Regions from separate parts of the Homo sapiens genome. Here region 1 is linked to region 2. The links are chromatin loops, found by intact Hi-C in ENCODE. Cell type or tissue: heart left ventricle. All regions are shown on one strand. Links, peaks and the distances in the headings refer to the core of each region. The heading gives the core; the rest is flanking DNA.

Evidence for each region. A loop is a pair of places that touch in the nucleus more often than their neighbours do. Peaks named below come from ENCODE experiments on the same cell type or tissue, not always from the same donor. Only the 100,000 strongest peaks of a DNase experiment are listed, where the experiment ranks them.
Region 1: it touches region 2 in a loop (10-fold over the local background); 4 of 110 quality-filtered maps call a loop at or near these places.

What each region holds. Positions count from the first base shown.
Region 1 is chr18:77,745,179-77,753,791 of GRCh38, reverse strand. No RefSeq gene overlaps it. Among named protein-coding and RNA genes, the nearest start is that of LINC01029, 240 kb to the left of the region's middle. RefSeq lists an enhancer at 1-516. In heart left ventricle, for the core only: a CTCF peak has its summit at 4,388 (motif pointing left); no DNase peak of the experiment used is centred there; H3K27me3 peaks cover 1,042 bases.
Region 2 is chr18:78,981,333-78,989,945 of GRCh38, reverse strand. The region is part of intron 1 of SALL3 (spalt like transcription factor 3); the gene reads right to left. Among named protein-coding and RNA genes, the nearest start is that of SALL3, 5.8 kb to the right of the region's middle. RefSeq lists enhancers at 4,569-5,083, 5,778-6,536, 7,882-8,613. In heart left ventricle, for the core only: CTCF peaks have their summits at 3,582 (motif pointing right) and 4,781 (motif pointing left); no DNase peak of the experiment used is centred there; H3K27me3 peaks cover 2,500 bases.

The DNA.
Region 1 (8,613 bases), core at 3,349-5,848, 1.2 Mb after region 2:
TCCTGCAGCTGGCCGCCCGCTCTGTGCACATGTGCTCATCCGTGTGCCGGCTCTTGTGCGGGCCAGGAAGGCATCCCACACCCCTCCAGGTGGCCTGCCGAGCTGGGCTTCGTAACTTCAGTAAACACAGGGTAGAGGCTCCTCTTCCTCTGTGAGGGCAATGTCTTGAGAGCAAAGGAGATGCATTCACACACGTAGACTAGAACATCACAAGCTGCACTGACCCATTGGAATCCACTCTTGGGCATAGCTGTGACCGATGTTTCCATGATTCTGTGCCAGTGTTAGCTTTATGCTTGAGGGAGTTTAATTACAATTTGGAAAAATCATGAAAATTTGGAGTCGTCAACATTGTAGATCATCATCATCATCATCAATAAGTACATTTCTGAGTCTATCTCAGGCTTGCTGTGAGTCCAGTTTCGTGCTTCCTTGGGGCGGCAGGAGAAGGGAGGTTGTTGCTGCTGGGTGGAACGGGCTGGAACCTGCAGCTCCAGGAAGGCCAGGAAAGACATGGAATGCCATCCACAGGATCAGGTACAGATAGGTGGCCATGAGGTTAGGGTTAGGGTTAGGGTGGCCACAAGGCCAACTTATCTGTGGAACTGGAAAACCTTAAAAGGCCCTGGAAGTTCACTCTGTGAAAGATAGCTACTATTCCTTTAATATCCTAAACACATGATCTACTTATTAACAGAAAACTGGATTCTAAGCCATTTAGAAGCCATGCTCAAATCATGATTGAACAACCCCCCCCCAACATTTTCTAAATTGCATCCATATTGTTCTTCTTATGTATTTCTTTCTACTTTCTTAGGCATTTTAGGAGGCGAATTCATTGATATCCAGCATCAATGCTGTTTATCATGTGGTTGTTTTATCGGCTTCTATCTGCCATGTTTATCACTCTGTTGCAGCAGCTGCTCGTTTCTCCATTTATTCTTGTACTTACATCTTTTAAATAAACTGTCCAGTATTTCCCCTCAAAAATATAGAATTTTATTAATGTAACCTCACTGATTTTACAGAGAAACCCATCTCTACAAGTTGCAGGATGTGCATCCATCTTTTAGTGGCTGCAAAACCAAAGACTCACTGTCTCATTTTTCTCTTCTGTAGAATGAGGGGATTAGATTAGCCGCTTCTCCACAGTTCCATATGGCATGAGTTTTAATACATACTAGTTATTAGTTACATAGGTGTTTATTCTATCCTCCCTGAACCCTTGTATGTTCAGAGGCTGTGAGTGATTCCCTACTCGTGGGTAAGAACACTCTCAGCTGATAGTAATTAAGCAATTGAGCATGTGCTGGAGAAAATACCACAACAATGAATAACAGAACATTCCTCAGCACTGGGAATTTTTTAGCAGAATATTTCCTCCATCGTACTCAACATTTTAGTCTGAATACAAAGGGGAAAAGAGACTTTCTTAATATAGCAGGAGCATAATGTCATTTTCAAAATAACTTTGCTCAAAATAATAACAGAGCAAAATAAACTAATTATAGAAGAATTAGTATCTAAACATTATTATCTCTCAATCAAAGTCAAGATGACCCCACACCATAGGTACCCATCAAACAGGGCAGCATTTTCCAAGACACAGAGTCTAGTTATTCAAAGATGACTGTATTTTGCTCACAAAGAAATCCTAAAACTTGCTGGCTTCCTTTCTCCCAGATTCTTGGTTGCTTCCCCTCCTTCAGACAACATTCCTGCTCCCTGGCAATTTACATATTTGTCCACATTGACCTCTCCAAAGATTCACATCTAGTTTGTTGAGCATTTTTAAGCATTCATTGTGTAGATATTATGGAGGATCTGCACCAAACATTTAATTGCAGATTTTTGTGCAAGATGCTGAATTCACATTCTCTGGTTCCTGAGGCCTCTTTAAGCCCATGGTGCACTTGTGTGTAGGGATGAGCGTCTCACGGCCCAGTTCTTCCTGCTCTATTGCTGGCTGCTGGACCAGCAGTGGGTCTGTGTGAATGCCCTGGGGTGGCTGCTGCAAAGGACCACAGATTAGTGACTTAAGACCACAGAAATATATTCACTCACAGCTCGGGAGGCCAGACATCTGAAACCAAGGCCTCAGAAGGGCTGGCTCCTTCTGGAGACTTCTTTAGCTCTGGTGGCTCCAAGCATTCCCCGGCTGGCAGACACATCACTCCAATCTCTGCCCCCACCATCACATGGTCTTCTCCATGCATCTCTGTCTCTTCTCCTGTAAGGACACCAGTCATCAGATTTAGGGCCTACTATAAACCAATATGTCCTAATCTTGACTTAAAAGATACTGTTTCCAAATAAGGTCATCCTTGGGGGTTCTGGGTGGACATGGACTTAGTAGGGGAGCACTCTTCACCCATGCCAGGGCCTGGAAGCCTTCCTGAGTTCTCCCAGCCTCAGCTTTCCTTTCCTTGTCCTGTGTTCACTCTGAGACCTCAGTGTTCAGCTTGCGGGTGTTAATAAAGGGCCCTCTACCTGTGTGCGAAGGTCCAGCTACAATGGCTTCCAGCCAGGAGGATGTCTTTCCCTCTCGGAGCCAAAGTCCCACATAGTTGACAACACTTTTGAAGAGCGACCTGATTTGAAATTCTCTAATAGGACACAAGTGAATTGCTGCATATTGCAGATAAAATATCCCAAAGGAGTCCATTAAAATAACTGATAATGTAATGCATAACTGTAAACCATCTCTGCCTCCTTTACTGGGCGCTGCTGGCAGGTTCATAACCTCATCAGGAAACTTCCTTGCCCAGGTCCCAATCTTGAGAAAGGTATTTATGACACAGATTTCACTTACTACAAAGACATTTGAGGTTTTATTTTTTGCTTTTTTTTTAGGTTTAGAAAAGTTCTGAATTTTACTCTGTATTTTCAAAAGGAAAAAGTTGAGCATTTGAATGTAGTCAATATTTTGTGTACCACATTGCTTCTGCACTGTATATATCCTATGTGTAAATCCATTTTAAAACACTGATAGGAAAAGAGTTCATCTCCTGTCTGGAAACATTGTAAAGGTTCTAGGCCTTGAGCTGAGACAGAGCTGGTAGGTAGTGAAGTCAAGTTTCAAGTTATTTTTCCCCAGCTTCCACGAGGAGCTCTTCTGGGACACCAGGGCTCATGATAGGAGATGCACCTCCCCAACCCCCCAAGTCATGTTCCTCTCTCTGCCCCGCAGTATGGAAAGGGGGGAAATTTTATGGGTGCCTTCCTGCTGTAAGAAATACCATCCATATTGTCAGGCAACTAAGGTCAACTTCAAATGGAAAAATCCAGAAGAATAGAAGAACATGTTCCATATTTTCACAGCATTATTATCTCTGAGCGTACAGACCATGCATCATTTTTGTTTTCTTCTGTTGCCTTTATTCCATGGCCCAAATCCTTTATAATAGGTTAGTATACTTTTGAATAATATTTTTAATGTTGACTTAAAAATGCAGTTTTCCTCTCTGGTTTTGCACACACCCGGCACACAGCTTTTGCTTGTCAGCTCTCACTTCCTTTCCACATCTGTGCAGAAGCTTGGTCCACTTCTCACCCTTTTTCCAGCTGTAACCACTGAAGAGGCTTTGGAAACAGACTCCTCCTGCACACAATTCAGCCCTGTCTGCTGAGCGTGGAGCAGCAGACACCAACACCAGCCTGTCTGCATCATGGACTGGGGTTCCAGCCCAGGCCGCTCACAGCTGGAGTCTTGGGGGTCATCGTACAATGTGCTTCTTCCGCGGGGCTCGGCAATTGTGGAAATACCAGTGATAAATATTAAATAATAACTTCGTGCCAAACCACCGGGAAAATGAAGCAAGCATTCAGCAGCTCTCCTAATCCCTCCTTTCATTCCTGCTGTGGAGTGGTCTAGCAACGACGCACTAAGCAGCAGAATAGAGCCGCGGGGACGAAGGTTCGGGGCCTCTTACCGAGTTGTTTGTGCACTGATTGCCAGGTACACCTGGCCGCTGTATTTAGATTTGTGCATTTCTTTGTTTCTTTCCACGTACATATTTAGGTGATTCAAATGGGAGAACGACATTTTTAAAGCCTGCATCAACACACACATATGACTCTTCCTTGGAAAATGGCAGTTTGTGATTTTTTCTTTTTATACGAACCAGTACTTAGAGATGACTTTATATCAAATAACGTAACTTTTTTCTGTAAATTTAGCATCATCTAAAAAAATTCAAGCTAGTATTTTTGGCCCTTATTCAACTATTTTTTTAAAGAATAAAAAATTGCTTCTGGTGATTCCTAGCTTTTAAAATACACACGTATCCTCTTGGTAATGAGTAAGTGTAAATTTATCCTCAATATTTAAGCAGGTCCAGTTTGGAATCCTCCCCTCACTTGTCTTGGGCCCAGTGCCCTCTGGTGGCTTTCCCTGAAAGTGCGGCTCCAGGTGGCGGTCTCCCGGGGGCCCGTGGGGCTGGGAAGCGCTGGCCCCTCTCTGCACATCTAGAGATGTTTTTCTGATATGTACTGAATGCTTTGGAGACGTATGTAAAGAATATTATCTTTCAGCTAAAAACTCTCAAGAATGTCTCCATTGTGTATTGACATGTTATTTTTAGCAAAAGGATAATTCTTGTATGCTACATGAACTAAATTCAATCCATTACACCATGCTGGGAAAAATATCAAAACTACACCCTAGTTGGCCTCTGAAAAACTTAATAAAAAATGTAAAAATAAGAGAAAAAGAACAACTGGCTAAGAGTGTAGAAAAAACCAAAGTGTTCCAAAGTAACTCCCCTACAGGTTACAACCTTTCCGCAGAAGCACTGCTCCTTTCTCTAAGAGTCATACAAGGTGTCCTGCAAAGACAGTCACGTCAGCATGACAGCCGAGGCTCTCCCGGGCCACCAGGCTTCTGACCACTTTCTTGCCAGGCAGAGGGAGAAGGAGGCCAGGCGGACGACTTCTAGAATTCGGCTCGAGTGACGAGAAGAAAGTGCTGGAAGACATCAGGCCAAAGGGAATCATGCCTCTGATATGCACACGGGGAGTTGGGGGAATTTCTTGCACAAAATGCAAATCAGTAAATATTAGTTAACTAAGCAAAACATTCAATCTTTTGAAATTTTGTTAAAGAAAGCAAAATTTGATAACCCATGTTTTTAATTTGGCCCCCAAAATCTATATGCTTGTCCAGGCACAGCTGGTAAGGGAACCCCTGCTGGGGGTGCTGCTTCCATTAATGATGTGCTTGATTTCGCTGTGACCACCGAGCAATGCTCAGTAGCACGGCACATCTCTGGGCCGTAGCTAAAGCACTTGTTCCTCGTGGGCTAACTGGACTTGATGCTCTCAGTCCCCTGTGTGGTAGTTACTAATCTTACCATTATCTGGAAGAAGGTTCAGTTTCTACACCTGGTCTGTATAGGAGACACCTGAGTCTTTTGAATTCTAAAAGCAATGTTGAGGTGCAGCAACAATAGGCTTTGCAGTCGGAGTAAGTTTCCTCAACGATTAAATTACATATTGCAAGCAAGCCTAACCAAGGCAAGGAAACACAGCACGTGCTTAATATACTGCTGATTTGCATGTCTTCACATCTGGTCCCAGATTCCAAGTTCTTTCCTCTCTAACTCACTGACTGTGTCGCTGTGGCCTTCCTCTGGTATTCATCCTTTGTCTTCCTGAGCTGGTGGAAGCTCCCTGAGTGTTACCTACTTATTTGTCTCTGTGCCTTCCACTCACGCGCACCCATCCCAGCAGTATCCTCCCTCCGCCTTGGACATGACGTTACTCATAGCTCACTCATCGTCCTGCCCCTTGGTGGCCTTCCACACCACTGGAGCCCTCCCACCTGACCTCACCTGATGTGGCATATGGGGCTTCCTCACAGCTCCTTCACACTCTACTGGACTTTCTTATCTCTCACTGTGTGTGAGCCTTTAAGGGCATTATTTGTGTTTGTTCTTATGTAGCTACCAACTAGACCAATGCCTTCCCTTGGTAGGGACCACACTTAAAGCATGTTAAGTGTACAGACAAATAGACAAAGCAGTGTCCCGCTCCTGACAGTTAAATAAAACATCGATGTAAAGCAAAATAACCACCCTCAGGATGTGTGGCTGCTCAGTGAGATGTGTGCCTGGAAGGAAAAGCACAGAGCTCTATGGGCTGGGGGCAGGAAGTGACCCTGGAGAAGCGCACCTGGAGGAGTCTGCTGAGATCTGAAGGATGAGGCTGCGGGAAAGAAGGAAAGAGGGAGAGCAGCGTGGTCCAGGAAGACGTGGCACGCAGAAGAAATGTGTGGAAGGCTGGGTTGGGGGAGGCAAGAAGCACAGAGGTGCCCTTGGGACCATGGACAGGACCTGGGCATTCACCCTGAGGGCAGCCAGCACTTTTCAGTGGGGACAGCAGAAAGCAGGCAGCATGGTGAGCAGAGGTGCTTTTGAAGAATGTCGCTTTGGCTCCTGGATGAACAACCAAGGGTGGTGAGCTCTGGGTGGGTGAGGACATTCAGACAGCTGGCTGGGGTCTGGTAGGTGCACAGGTGGGAAGAGGTAATGAAGAACTGCTAGGGTTCTGGCTCAAACAACAGGTTTGAGGTCAGTGACAGAGAAAACACCTGAATCGACCCAGATTTGAGGGGTCCTGTGTCCATACATGCCTGCTTTGGATTTTCTTTGAGATATCCACATGACGAATAGATTTAGAGACTCAAAGCTCACAGGAAAGCTTTGGTCTGAAAACAAGGGTTTAGGAAAGTAAATCAAACAGGTCAGTGTGAAGAGTCGCTGGGCAGCGCTGGGGGCCCAGCTCACGTGTGCGGTCAGGAAATGTGCCACAGCTCAGATGGGCTGAAAGAATGGCTACAGTGGGATGGACGTGGCCGTGAAGCACAAATACTCTGAAAAAAACTTGGCACTATTGGGTAAAAATGAAGATCTACCACCTCGCAATTTCTCCCCTAAGTGTGTCTTGGAGAAACGGTTGTGTGTGTGAACCGATAAGCATGTGTGTATAGTTCCATCCATACATATGGATGTTTTAGTCTTTGTGTTTGGATAGGGACTTCAGGTTCTTTTAATTTTTGGCTTTTACACATAATTCTGTTATGAATATATATGTATGTGTATATATATATAATTGTGTATATATAATTATGAGAGGCAAACATTCAAACAATTTAATTGCATGTTTATCATAGAACAGAGATCTAATTTCTGGCATAATTCAATTGAATACTCTAGAAACAGAGTAAATAATATCAACCTATTCATAACAAAATACGTTAACCTTAAAAACATTATATTTGCAAAGTAAGGAAGGCACACAATAATACATAGAGTATAATTTCTATTCATGTCAAGAAACAGGCAAAATGAAATGATCAGTATTTTGGATATGGAATGGCACTTTAATTAAAAGCTAGGAAATGATGATCAGGAGGGGCAGAAGAGTGGTTTCCATGAGAGGAATGATGGGTTGTGATCAGGAACTAGAAGCCAAGGGGATTTGGTTCTTCCTTTTTTATACAAGCTGAGGACCTCAGTCTTTTAATTGGTAAAATTAGACTTCTCAAATGTGATGAGATTAATGATACAGTTTGATTAAAATCTAACATCTTTCTTTCAGTTTTCTGTTTATTTCATCTTTTATTTACTTATTTTTTCCTCTTTTCTTCCTTCTTTTGGTTTAACTGATCATTTGCTATGGTTCCATTTTATCTCCACTGTTGATGTATTCATGCCTTTAAAAAACAATTAAAGATGGCCTAGCATTTACAATATACATCTTTAATTACTCAGAGCTAGCCTTCAAGTAATGTTGCACTGCTCACAACAGTAACATGGCCTGATCTCCAAATTTGGTCCTTTGTACTTGCAGGGACTCTGCATTTCAAAACTCTCTGCTTTCATTACAAGTGCGTTCCCACAGTAGCTTTACTTGACATGAGTGATCATTGTTTTCCATGGTCTCTGGACATTTTCTTCTTCTCTCCATCATCTTCAAAACATTGAGGAGAAGCATTTCTTCTCTGAACGCCCCCTTGTGTTCCTGTTGCTCTCTATCCCAATATGGCCACTACAACTGTTTTGCAAAGTCATACAGAGCTTCAGGCCACAGACTTCTCCTGCCACTCAGACCTCCTTTGCCTCCCATTCTTTCCCAGCCACAAGCCCTTCCTTGGCCTTCCAGCCACTGAACAGAAGAGCTCCTCCTCTTCCTCCTCCACTTTCTCCTCCCCATCGTATTCCCCTTCCTCCTCCGCCTACTCCGCTCATCTTCCCCTTGCTCCAACTTCCCTTCCACACTCAACAGCAACCTGTGATCTTCCAGAAGATAGGGACTTAGGTTACTTTGTGTTCTATCTTCTGCCACACGTGAATATTACTCAGGAAGAAGATATTGAACAAATATTTCATGAGTACAAGGATGACATTCGCTATGTTTAAGGTAACACAACACAAGAACAGTCCGCTTTGTGTGATGTACTCTGTGTGTGTTTGTGTATACCCCGCATATGACTTTGTCTTGTCTTACAGGTAAAAGTACAACTTCAAGTACCACTAAGTAATACAGTTTTAAGGTTCTATGGACCCTAGATGTAGTACTTCAAATTGAAATTTTTATTTCTTGCTCATTAGA
Region 2 (8,613 bases), core at 2,502-5,001:
GAGTGGAATGTTCTTCAGCAGCCCTGAATGTTTAAAAACAAAAATCTAAGTAGCCACTTAAAAAGTTCATCTGCATTAAACCATCCATACACATCTATATGGCACAGAAATAACTACTGTAACTAAACAAGGAACAGAGTGTTTTAAGGGGTTTTCCAATATTTTGAAACAATGATACAAAATATTTTAAAAAGGAACATCCCAAGAAATTAAATGCTTGTTAATTCCTTGAAACATTTTTTACACTTAACTCCTTACAGGAGATAAAATGTATAACTTATATGCTACACAAAAACATTCAGGTAGTATATATAGTTACAGTTTTACAAAGTGTGTATCTTATTAAAAGAATACTTTTTCTTTATAGGGAATGTGTATTAGGGACAGTTCATTGAGAAAAATGCTTTAAAATTAGGTTGATCCTTGGATCATTTCAAGTGAGTTTAGTGTTGAAAGAATTAACTTACATAACCACAGATACATTTTATCTTTAAAAATGAACATTTCCCAGATTTTGTCACAAACCATAGTGTGTGATAAATATCACTTTTGTTTTTCACAAAGATCTTGTGCTTTTTGCAAAGGTCCTGACCCAAACAAATCTCTATTTACCTTAACAATTTGCATTTTTACATTCCCATTAGTTTTTTTTAAATATGTTAAATATTTTTAGGGTTCACTTCCTAATTCATGGATGTTGGGAAGTGTTTCCACATGTGATTTCACTTTTCCCATTGGTAAGTTTGCTAAATTGCAACTGTTTCTCGATTGTGGAAACCGTGCGTAGAATGTTTAAGCACTTTCTGCCACATAGTAAGTCATTTTGTTTAAAGCAATTATAAGTGATAATTACCAATACAATGAAGATATTCTTTTCAAAGTAAAATAAGCTTCCATTTATTCCTTCAAAATTGAAAAAGGAAATTGTGTTAAAAAATGTCATTGTGACCATTTGGACCTGTTAACAGTTCATTTTGTTAATGAGCCCAAGGAAACAGACTATGCTGGATTTTATAAGCAAAGCTCCGTAATAAATTTGGCTTTTGACTAAAACAGACCTTAAAGGTTATTATTAATGAAGGAAAAAAATTTCAATACAACTCAGATTATTTCAGGCAAATCAGGATCATCATCTATATTTTCTATTGAGGTGTGTATAAAATATCAATGTGATCACCTCAATTGTTCTCGCGTGCCCCAGCTGTGACTGTGTCTCACTATCAACATTTGAATGTGATTAGCATTCCATAAAAGTTGTAGATAAGAACGAATTTCACAACATAGCCCCGAATAAAAGAAATACAGGTAAAAACACTCACGTGTGGAATTGAAACAATCACATATGGAATTGAAATTCTGTCTGCATACTTCAAGAATGTTATTAAACAATAGTAAGCACTTGACTGAACTGGTTGTAGGAAATAACCAAAGTGAACATATTTTACTAAGGACAGAGTTTCCTGAGAACTAGAAAGACATTTTGCTGGCTTGCAGACTGAGGAGTGCTGGCTTCTGATGCATTCTGAAGAATAAGTTCTTATAAACTGCTTCCATGGCCCTTCTCATGATGATGATTAAATGCATATATTACAGTGTTTATGTGCCAATCTGACATTATTTACTTACGTTTAAGTGCTGTCTATAACAAGCAAACCCATATGGGAAAAATCTGCATTTAGTCCACAATTTTATCATATAAACTTCTAAAGCCCTTTAATCCTGCCATCATTTAAAGCCAGTATTATGTCAGATTCAAATGTATTTAACCACCTTTTTAAATTAAACTTGTATTTTGAACTGGCCTGTATGCATGTTCCAAAAATAGAAGTTATTACATTAATTAATATGGCCTAAACTTTTTATGTCAAGGCAAAACCATGTCAGCGAGGCACTGTAACAACAGTACAACAGTGACAAGTTTGAGAAATTTATTTCCAATGCAATTTTCATTTTCTTCCTCTCTTTGTTTAAGGGGCGAATTAAAAAGCAAGCATTGCAAACATTATCATTAATGTCAAAGGAACTTATTTTTTGCACACTATTCAACAGCTAAGAGACGTGAAACTGTAAACAGGCAGGGGATGGGCAGGAATGGGATTTTATTAGAACAAGTTAAGAAAAATGCCAACCAGTTCACCAACTAACAGAACTTAGCGAACACTCTTCCCTTCTTGGTGAATGAGAGTATCTGGCCAGGGCTACTTTTAGGAAGTACCAACCCATTTGCTTCTATGTGAACGTGAAGGTGGCCTCAGGACCTGCTCTGCCACAACCCGCCTTAGCTGATCTCAAATTAAGTATCACACCCATGGTGCCATGTTGGCCATCTGCACTACACAGGATAAAAATATAGTTTTTTTTTCCATTTAATTTACAGTGATCCCAATATCTGCTGTTTACACCTAGATTTTCAGGGCCTCTATTACCATGTGCACATTCCTTCCTGTCTGTGTTTCTCAGTTGTACAGAAGAGGGGAGGAAGGTCCCACAGGCCTTTCAGAGAAAACCTCTAACAAAAGCATAGCTTCAAAGACGATAGTTAAAAAAAATATGTATTTTCCCCTTCTAACTAATAAAATATACACAGAATGTTTAACAAAAATGTTCCTATTCTTAGGAGTGACTCTTGGTGTGAAAGGAACCCCTCAGACTGTCTGTTTTTGGTCTTCGCTCAGCTTTAATCCCTGGTCTGTTATAGAATCTATCTATCTTCTATCAGAATGACAGGCAGAATTTTTAGCCTGGATGATCTTTTTAAAGCCACAAGTGAAAAACATCATTGTAATATGTGTGTGTAAAATACAGCTATGTGATTTCCAAGCAAACTAATCCTCTGATTTGGTTTTACATGAGAAATTACATGAGAAAAAACCTAAAACAGGTTTTTTTTTTAAAAATAAGTTTACTTAGAATAATATTAAAATGCTCAATTTTTACATAAATTTTGTGTATGAAATATATAACTTAAGATATGCTGTGTATACCTATATAATATTTAAGACGATGCTTTCTTCAAAAATTTCAAGCTACAGTTCTTGGCATTTCAAGTACAGTGGTTTTTAAGTAAGCTAACCAATTACAAAGTAGTATTAATATAGGTGTTCTGTAATTTCCTTTATCAATCTCAAAAGCTCACCTTCAATACACTTTTGCTGCATGTTTTTTACTCATTACAATGAACAAGAGAAGCAGAATTTGTTTAGTGCAGGGAAAGGGTTGTTAACTTATCCACTTCAATGAGTAACTTTAAAATGCCACGTGGATCTTCAGGAAAGGAAGACGGACTTTTTCCTTTGCCTTTCCATCTCTTAAAAATCCAGAAAGCATTTTTTTCCAGTTTTCCTAAATTGTTAGGAGACACTTATTTTCTTGCAAATTAATTCTTTTTAACTCCTTATGATAGCTTTGAATCCCATAAAGAAAGATGAATTATCACATACTGAGCCCAAGCTGTGAAACAGGAGGAGACAAATAGAGACCCCTACTGTGTTTAACAATGTAGAAGAAATTCCAGACGCAATAGAAAAATTTTCTGTCCTTTTCCCGAGACCTCAGAGTGTGTACGCACAGCGCTGAACAGTGGAGGGCACTCTTGCCATGCTCAACGCGGCTCTGACCACACACTCCCGCGCGTCGACGCCATGGCCCACACCTCAAATTTGTTAAGTCACGACCACCTGTGGCACAGTCACCAACTGTCTTCTGCTTAAAACATTTGCAGTTTTTAACCTGTGCAGTGAAGCACCCGGGAGGAGACACGGTTGCCTTTATGGGTACATGCAGATGGGAGCTGGACAGCACTCGCATTTGCTTTAACTATCTGCCCTCGACGCTGCTTCAAATAATAAGACGTTTGTTACACTTCAAGGTTGCACAATAGTTCTTTCATTTAGATGTTATGCTGTCATCACACTTATAAGGAACGCGTGTGTATCACTATCTATGCCTAATGAAAAATACGCAGACCTGAAATATGTCAGCTGATGCAAACAATTTCAATCGAAATTTGATGAGGGGGTGAAAACAAGGTTTTGCTAAATCACTTTTGGTGAAGATGCAGATGGTTTACATTCAAAGGCTGTGGTCTCACTGATCCGACACATGAAATTAAACGTGCTATTTCATGACATGCCTACTTGAAAGCACCCAAACACTGTCCATTTTTCAAATCCACTATGCATAGAAATAAATACGCAAAACCACTTAGACATATAAATGCCTACATGTAAATAGCTCTAGAGGGGCACATGAGCCACGCTGCGTCCAGAAGCAAGGCTACCATCAGCTGTGACCATCAGCCCGCTCACACTCGGGATCAGGCGATGGAATCATTTCCATCATTTGTCAGCACTTCATGGCACTTTCATTTCTACAGGCAAAGTTTGCACATATGCAAAAAATCATCCTGGAAAAGCCACTGCCCTGGGTCGTTGAAGCCAGTGACTCTGCACGTATACAGATCCTACAACAGAATTACCAAACAGTGCGGTGAAGGTCACTCTCGAAAAGACCAGTAACGCCGACGAATCACGACAAAGTGCCGCGGCACCTGCAGGGTTAATTAAACAGTTCAAGATGCAATAACGACACAAAAGAAAGCCGTTTTCTCTTCTTCTTTAAGAACTATAAACACTTGTGCTGAACTAGATGGCGTCTGAGAAGCCGTGCAGCACGGCGCAAGCTCGCGGGATCTCTAGTTAACACTCAGATTCAGTGTTAACACTTAACAGAACAGTGGTGAGCCCTGTTGCCAAGGTCAACAGCACAGATGCACTAATTGTATTATGAGCTTGACATCTAGTGGCCACCCCTGGCAGGGCAAAGCAGGCAAAGGTTAAATCAGCAAGGCTTGTCAAAGCACTTCTAACTACCCACCTTCAGGGAGAGACGGTCGGAAGCTGGCCAGCACTCTGCAACCCCACCTTTTCAGACATCAGACAAAAAGGCTTTCTGCGCCGAGCTGGCTGCTAATGCTCGCAGAGAATGCGAAGGGGGTAGGGATTTTAGATAGTAAGCAGAACTAATCTGAAGGTGATTGAAAAAGACAGGCCCACAGAGGAAAATATTTAGACACCACACTGGCATTATCGGATCCCCTTGGTGGACACCGTCTCAGTCTGGAGAACGCCTCCCTTTAATTAAGAAACAAATCAATCTTCATCTCTAACATAGAAACCATTCCATTATTTTATTACAATTAATATTTTATACTTTCTGGCATGTGACTGGCCTGGTTTGCTTAGAAATCAGTTAGCTGCATTTTAAATCATAAATGTGTCGAAATTACATGAGAAATAACCCTAGACAGGTTTTTTTTTTTAAATAAAAGTTTACTTGGAACATTAAATTGCTCAATTTTTACATACAGTTTGTTTCATTGTGTATGAAATGTGTAATAATTAAGGTATGCTGTAATTACAAACCTGTCCTTCCAAGACTAAAACATGTTGGTCTTATTCTGGCAACTACTGAACAAATCATGTAGGAAAATAAAACTAATAAAAACAAAAAATCCTTCCTGTTATATTTAAAAGTTATGCTTCTTGAAACTATCTTGCAGCACTGAAAGATGGTGCATATCCTCATTAGAAGTGAAAAAGATTTTTATTGTACTTAAATAAAAGCTGGTGCCAATACTTTTAAGAATGCTAAATTCCAACTAATGGTCAGCACACAGAATAGAAACCCTGGTTGTGCTTTTGCTGAATTCCCCCCAAAAGAAAATATTCTTAGGGCTACCTGGAAATGAATGGTACAGCTTCTTAGAGATTGCAGTTGGAAATGAAATTTGACCCACTTTTACCATCATCTTGTATACAAAAAAGAATCAGCTTGCTAAGTAATTCCTGCTGTTACTCCATACCTTTTTCTGGCTTTGAACAACAGATCTAAAAATATTGGATAATGCATATGCCATGGAAGTTGAAAACGTACTGCACATAAAATTCGAGAACTGTTACATAATCAGCTCTCTCTCTCTGCAAGCTGGGAATTAATTGGTATGCTTTTTTGTTGATCACAGAAACGTGCACTTTTAAATAGGTTAAGTTTTTTAATGTTGTTTTTAAAAGAAATGTTGGCAAAGTCTTCTTTTCCTCTCCCCTCACCCAACCCGGTTACTTACTTTTTACCTTTCATGTTTCAGAGAAAGCAATCTGCCTGTGAATGTTAGAAAGTAGCTCCTGCATTGTTCCTTTTGGTATGCTGAATTGTAAATGTGTGTAGTGTGCTGGGGGAGCACTGAGGGCAAACCATGCATATACAGATAAAAGAAAAAGATCCTGCGCCAAGCACTGGTGGCCGAGCTTCTTTCCCTTAATTCAAACACAGTCTGTGAAAACCACTGGTAAATTCTTAAATCACATGCTCAACACATTTAAAAGGATTTTTAAGACAGCCATATACTTCTAAGTTGGCAGAAAAAAAAACACACTTTGAAGCAATTAGTGCTAACAAACAAAATACAGGATGGTAAATGGTTTTAAATTATAATACCCTTTTGTTCCTTCTTAAATACATATTTTCTAACAACAACAAAATACATCTTTCTTAAATTATATTTTATACAATAAAGAATAGCAGTATTGTATCTTTTAAAGTTCTTAGTGGGCATATAACTGTCATTGGAAGTTTTAATTAATTTTTCTTAGAACAAAAATATTCAGCTGGCTCACAGGATTACTAGTGGCGCAAAGTTCACTGGATCCTAAAGCTGCAGCGCCTTTCTTCTAAAATAGGAATGAGATCATTTGCAAGTAAGTAATTTTAAAAAGCAATTTCTGTTAGGAATGTCTCAATGACTTAATTTTTTTTTTTAACAAAAGCATGACTTTAGAACTTTACATAAATTATCCTTACTTTTTCTCATTCTAGACACGTCATGTTTCATTCCTGTAGTGGTAAGGTTTGGGTAGCACCAGTTATTTTTGTATAGAATCTTTTCATTGCTTCAAAAATAAATCATAATTCTTTTTTAAGAGATACAGGCTTTGTGCTGTAAATTAATGTGAGTGCATCTCTGTCCCCCATTATACTAAACATTTTTGCATAGAATATTTGTTCTGCAGGACATTATCAGTAGCTTTCCATTTTACTGCATGTAGATGGACCTGCTGCTTTAATTAATATGTCACTCCCCGAGTGATACAAAGGAATTATTTACCTCGTTTCTAAAACACTAAACTAACTGAGCTCACTTGCAACTTCCGGCACGGTCTGTTTATTTCCATTGCATTTAACAAAATTAAAATTTTGAGGAGATCTGACTCAGGTTGGAGTAATTTGGTTTCCACACCCATTTACCTTTTTATAATTTTTACTTAGTTATCTTAGGAACGATGCTGAGTGCGACCGAGTAATACACAAATGGGGCATTCCTTGACTTAACACGGAACAGAGTGTCTGTTATGCTCCTTGAACAAGCTGCTTCGAATATAATTAAATGAGAAAGAACTTAAAAAAAATAGTTTGCCTAAACTCTCTCAAACAAGCATGTGAGCTGCTCGACCAAGACTCGGCCCCACACAGGGTATTTTGGGCCTCTTGCAAAACATGACCAGGAACTGTGGCAACGTCTGGATTACAATTCTGGATGCTGTGAAAAACACAGGCTTGACAAGAACTTCAATTCTACCACGGGTAAAAAACCTGAATATTTTGCATCTCTAAATAAATTCGAGCAGCAACAAGAGGGATTCAAAGTAGAACTTGTGAATAATTTATCCCATCTTAGGCTTTCAAATATAGGCGATATAGCCCTCCACACGTTTACACTATTAAGTTCAGCATGCTCACATTTCTGAAGTGAAATTAAAAATGAATAGCAGTGCCTCAGCTTGTTAATTGTTAAATACCAGGGGGTTTACTCTATTAATTAAAATATGCTTTAATAAAAGGAGACATCGCACATTTTGATACCGACCCTACAAAGCTGAGAAGTATTTACATTGTTGCATTTTGGGGCGGCTGTGAAAGCCGATTTTAAGCCATTCAGGAGCCACAATAATAAAGCTTTAAAATTCCTCACTGGGACGCAATGTAGTTCTTTTGAAGGAAAGACTGTCTTTCTCATTCGGCAGAAATAAATCCATTCATTTGATCATGTAGTCATTGAGGGCGATACAAAACAAACCAAGTGTGAGAAATTCTATGTGATGAAGTAAACAAAACAAAAAAAAATCCATTTCCATGACAAAAAGATTCTTTGTCCTTAATCTACCCACCATATGCAAGCGTTTCTTTTTAGCATATCGCCTGTTCTCATCTTGGCTGACTTGGCTACACAGATAAGACTCCCTTACCTCCACCGCAACAAAAAGACCCCAGCGAGCTCACTAATTTTATTTAATTCATTAATTCTCCAGCCGCGTCATAAGCATGCTCTCTCGTTCTCATCCGACATGGGTGTCTACCCGCTTTGTCAAACTTTACTCCACTGTGTGGGAAACTCTTCCGCCCCGTTTCCTTTTCGCAGACAGTCTCATTCTCAGAGTAAAAAGATCACCATCTGCCTCCAACAACTTATAACAGGTCAATCATAAAAGTTGGCCTGCCTGTTTTTTTAAGGAGCAAATTATTTTACTGCGAGCTGTGCTGCGGGCTCGGGGTCGTGGG